Regions from separate parts of the Homo sapiens genome. Here region 2 is linked to region 1. Evidence: chromatin loops called from intact Hi-C (ENCODE). Cell type or tissue: A673. All regions are shown on one strand. Region 1 overlaps TCF12-DT (TCF12 divergent transcript). Region 2 overlaps TCF12 (transcription factor 12).

Region 1 (2,500 bases):
TGCACCTGTATTTTTTAAAAATCTTGTATACATAAATAATTTTGTTTATCCTTCATAAATTAATTGTCCCTTTAGATTTAATGTTTGTTGGATTTCTGAATCCTAAAATGATGTCCCTTTATATTAAAAATGGAAAAATACAGAAATGTAAAAAACTGAAATAAAATTTCATATAGTTCCACTGCATAAAGACAACTTCTAGTAGTTGAGAAAATTTTTTTCTGGTCTTCATTATTTGTCAAGGTTAAAGAGTTGAAAATAACTGGATCTTGTGCCTCTTAAAATCTATTTTCCCTAAATAAAAAAGAAGAAAGAAATAAGAATAAGAAAGAATGTAAATTTCATTTATAATATCATCGTAAGGAGACAACCTAAAGATTTTTTGGTGTGTTTCCTCTCTTTTCTAATCTTTGTTTATGTACATGCATGTGTATACATACATAATATATATTACAAACTTAAGATTATGCTCTCAATACAAGTTTATAAACTCATTATTTTAGGAAAATTTTCAAACACATAAAAAAGTAGAAAGAACAGTATAATGAACCCCTTTGAAACTCCACCCAGCTTCAACATTTATTGAAACATTTCTACCTCCAGATTAATTTGAAACAAACATCAAATTATTTCATTCACAAATGTTTCTTCATTTACATCTAAAAGATAAGGACACTTGTAAAAAATATAATGACAATATCATTGTAACATCTCACAGTTTTCATTTAAATGTTTTAATATCGTCAAGTATTCAGTGTTCGGATTTCTCCCAATTGTCTCATGTTTATTATAGTTAATTTGTTCAAAATTGAGATCCAAATAAAGTCCACATGTTGTATTATTTGATATGTGTCTTAAGCCTCTTAATCTTTTGCTTCTCCCTCCTTCTCTTTTATTGGATTTGTTGAGGCAAAATTGAGTTGTTTGTCCTATAGGACTTTCCATAGTGTGAATTCCTTCCTTCCTTCCTTCCTTCCTTCCTTCCTCCCTCCCTCCTTCTTTATTCCTTCCTTCCTTCCTTTCTTTCTTTCTTTTTCTGTTTTTGAAACAGGGTCTTGTTCTGTCACCCTAGCTGGAGTGCAGTGGTGCAATCAGGGCTCAATGTAGCCTCGACCTCCTGGGCTCAAGCAATCCTCCCACTTCAGCCTCCCAAGTAGCTGGGACTATAGACACAAGCCACCACGCCTGGGTAATTTTTTTTTTATTTGTACAGATCAGGTCTGATTATGTTTTCCAGGCTGATCTTGAACTTCCGGGCACAAGCAATCCTCCAATCTCAGCCTCCCAAAATGCTGGGATTATAGGTGTAAGCCATCACGACTGGCCTATAGTGTAAATTTTCTAATTGTAACTCCTTTAGTGTTATTTAATATGTTTCTTTATCTTCTGTATTTTGTTATTATTTAGGTATATAGGCTTGATCAAATTCTAGTTTGATTTTTGGCAAGAATATTTGATATGTGATAATGTAGGAGACATATGTCTGCTTGTTAATCTTTTTGTAAAGTTAGTCATCATTAATGATCATTCCCTAGCTGCATTATTTCACTAGGGGTTACAATATGATGACACTCTATCATTTCTACATCAATTATTAGCTGAAATATTCTGTAAAGAGAAACCTCCTATCATCAACTATTGGGTTACCCTGAGGTACAATTTATATATGAGAAATGAACTAGATGCTTGATTCATTCTCTGTATTTACCAGTTTTTTAAATAATAAGTTGGTTTCCTTGTATCTTCCAAAGGTACCAACAGAGGTTTTTTTGTCTTAGAGTATCAATCTGAGCTGACTAAAACATATTTACCATGCATCTATCCATTACGGATGGAATTCATGCTCAAGCTCTTCCTCACCTCTTTGATCGATGGAAGCATCTTCAGGTTTATTCCTGAGTCTCTTTTGACATGACTTAGAAGTCTTTTATACTTACCTTCTGATGTGACAGGGAACCCAGCAAAAGTTTATTTTGTTTGTTTGTTTTTGAGACAGGGTCTCACTCTGTCCCCCAGGCTGGAGTGCAGTCGTGCCATCATGGCTCACTGCAGCTTCAACTTGCTAGGCTCAAGTTATCCTCCCACTTCGGCCTCCCAAAGGGCTGGGATTACAGGTGTGAGCCACCATGCCCAGCCAAAAATGTTATTTTTAATGGCTGCATCGTAAGCCTATACTATTATTTATTTAATAAGTCCACTGTTCGGGGGAAGGGGCTTTATATAATTTCTAATGGTTCTCTACTATAAATACAGTGATGCACCACATAGTGACATTTTGGTCAATGGTGGGTTGCATATATGATGGTAGTCCCATAAGATGATAATGGAGCTGACAATTTTCTATCATCTAGTGATGTAACTGTTCTAATGTCTTTGCACAATGCATTACCTTTTCTATGTTTAGATACACAAATAATTACCATTATATTCCAGCTGCATATAGTATTCAGTATAGTAACATACTATACAGGTTTATAGCCTAGGAGTAATAGGCTATAAC
Region 2 (2,500 bases), 250 kb before region 1:
TTTTGTTAACTGTTTTGCCTCTTGAAAGTATTTGTTTTGTTTTTCTCTTGCTTATGTGTGTGACTTATAATTTTGATGGATGCAGGATACTGTGGGTAGAACAGTAGTATATTTAGGCCTGGAAGTGGGTATGCCTCTTTCCATATAAGGACTTTAGAGTGAGAAATTCAGACAATCAGTTAGGAGTTTAGCTTGGTGTGACTGTTGCTGTGATGACTCTGAGTTTACCAGAGGCTTCCACTCCCTCTAGTGATCACCTGTTGTGCCTAGTGTTTAGCACGTGGCTGGGGTGCTGTAAAACTTTTCTGTTAGTATTTCATCCTCAGCTTATAACAGATGCTATAAACCTGTGCTTGAGAGTGGGTCTGTCCTCAAGCTTTTGCCCCTGCCCCAGTGGCAGACTGCTATTGCTTAGTACTCCTTAGGCTTGTGACGGAGGTAGTTCTCTGCTGTTTTAGTTCAGCCTCAGTACTTACAGAAACTGTGTGCTTGGGCCTCTTTGAAGGGTTCAAAAAAGTTAAAAGTTTGTAGTTTATCAGGCTTTTTTTTTTTTTGAGACAGAGTCTCATTGTCGCCAGGGTGGAGTGCAGTGGCACAGTGGCATGATCTCGGCTCACTGCAACCTCCACCTCCTGGGTTCAAACGATTCTCCTGCCTCAGCCTCCCAAGGAGCTGGGACTACATGCATGCGCCACCACACCCAGCTAATTTTTGTATTTTTAGTAGAGACAGGGTTTCACCATGTTGGCCAGGCTGGTCTCGATCTCTTGATCTCATGATCTGTCCTCCTTGGCCTCTCAACGTGCTGAGATTACAGGCGTGAGCCACCGTGCCTGGCCAAAAGCAGCATTCTTTATAGTTTTCCACACCCTAGATAGAAGCTGGAGGTCCTCTGATCTTCATTTTGGATAGTTTCTGTTTCTATGCCTACAAATTCACTGATTTTTTTTCTTCTGAAGTGAATAAGCTGCAGTTAATATCATCCAGTGTATTTTTCATTTCAGATACTGTATTTTTCTTCTCTCTAAAAATGACATTTAGGGGGCTGGGTGTGGTGGCTCACACATATAATCCCAGCAACTCAGGGGACGAAGGCAGGAGAATGGCTTGAGGCTGGGAGTTTAAGACCAGCCTGGGCAACATAGTAAGACCCTGTCTCTAAAAAAAAAAAAAAAAAAAAAATTGGCCAGGCATGGTGCATCCTTGCAGTCCTAGCTACTTGGGAGGGTGAAGCAGGAGGATCACTTGATCCAATAGTTCAAGGTTACAGTGAGCTATGATCGCTCCACTGCACCCTAGCCTGTGTAACAGAGAGAGACCTGCCTCCAAAAAAGGAGAAAAAAGGGGAAAGGGGAAAGGAAAAGGAAAAGGGGAGGGGAAGGGAAGAAGGAAGGAAGGAAGGAAGGAAGGAAGGAAGGAAGGAAGGAAGGAAGGAAGGAAGGAAGGAAGGGACAGAGGGGGAGAGACAGGGAGGGAGGGAGGGAAAAGAGGTAAATGAATAAATTCCGTTTTTTTCATAGCATTCATTATCCCTACATCTTATTCATTATTTTCCTCTACATTCTTGAGCTATCAAGCGTATTTATAAAAGCCATTTTAACATCTTTGCTTGATTACATCATCTCTCTAATTTCCTGGACTCTTGTTTCTACTGATTACTTTTTCTCTGGGTTACAGGGTACATTTTTTTCTTGTTCTTTTCATGCTAGTAATTTTTAAGTCAATGCCAGACCTTAAAATGTTTATATTTTTGGGTGCTAGATTTTGCTGTATTCCTTCAAAGAATGTCAGACTTTGTTCTGGCAAGCAGTTAAGTGACTTGGAATCAGTTTGCTCCTTTTCCAGGTTTGCCTTTAATATTTCTAACAGTGGGTCAAGAATACCCTTTAGTCCAGGTCTAATTCAGCACCACCAACACAATACCCTTTTGAAGACTACACATGCCCTGTTAATTATGAGATCTTTCCACTTTGGTTCATTGGAGAAAGAATTATTCCCAGCTTTGTGTGAGCTTTCCCTGGTCTCAAGTTGTTTCCTCTCATGCATATACATGCATGTACATGTCAGTACTTGGCCAAAGACTTGGAACCAAACTCTAAAGATCTTGAGCTCCCTTGCTCTCTCTCTGCTCCTTCCTTTTTACCCTATAAATCCTAGTCCCATAGCTTCTCTGAATTCTGATTTTTGTCTTCTCAACTCACAAAGACTGCCAGGCTGCGTTTGATTATCTCGTCTTTTTGCTGTGGCCCAGAATCTTCCTACAGGCAGTGAGAGAGTGGGGGTAACTTCAGGACTCACCTTGTTTTCCTGCTCTCATGGAGTGCCTACTGTCAAATGTCTGAAAAGTAATGATTTAGTTAGGACCACTATGAAACTTCCTAAGGTTTTTATACCTCTTAGAAACCCTTTCACACACCCCCTTTAAAGGAAAAAAATAAAAAAGCTTTCTCCTAGTCTTTCTCTAGCAAACCCATTTTTACAGATCAGAAAAAGATAGAAC

Evidence for each region. Hi-C counts contacts between places; a loop is a spot of excess contacts. Peaks named below come from ENCODE experiments on the same cell type or tissue, not always from the same donor. Only the 100,000 strongest peaks of a DNase experiment are listed, where the experiment ranks them.
Region 2: a loop joins it to region 1, with 14 times the contacts of the local background. A loop is called at or near these places in 11 of 110 quality-filtered maps.

The regions. Positions count from the first base shown.
Region 1 is chr15:56,900,616-56,903,115 of GRCh38, reverse strand. The region is part of intron 2 of TCF12-DT (TCF12 divergent transcript); the gene reads left to right. Among named protein-coding and RNA genes, the nearest start is that of LINC03065, 15 kb to the right of the region's middle. In A673, no CTCF peak of the experiment used is centred here; a DNase peak (open chromatin) is centred at 985; H3K27ac peaks cover 2,063 bases.
Region 2 is chr15:57,149,824-57,152,323 of GRCh38, reverse strand. The region is part of intron 5 of TCF12 (transcription factor 12); the gene reads right to left. Among named protein-coding and RNA genes, the nearest start is that of SNORD13D, 130 kb to the left of the region's middle. In A673, no CTCF peak of the experiment used is centred here; DNase peaks (open chromatin) are centred at 1,343 and 2,043; H3K27ac peaks cover 2,373 bases.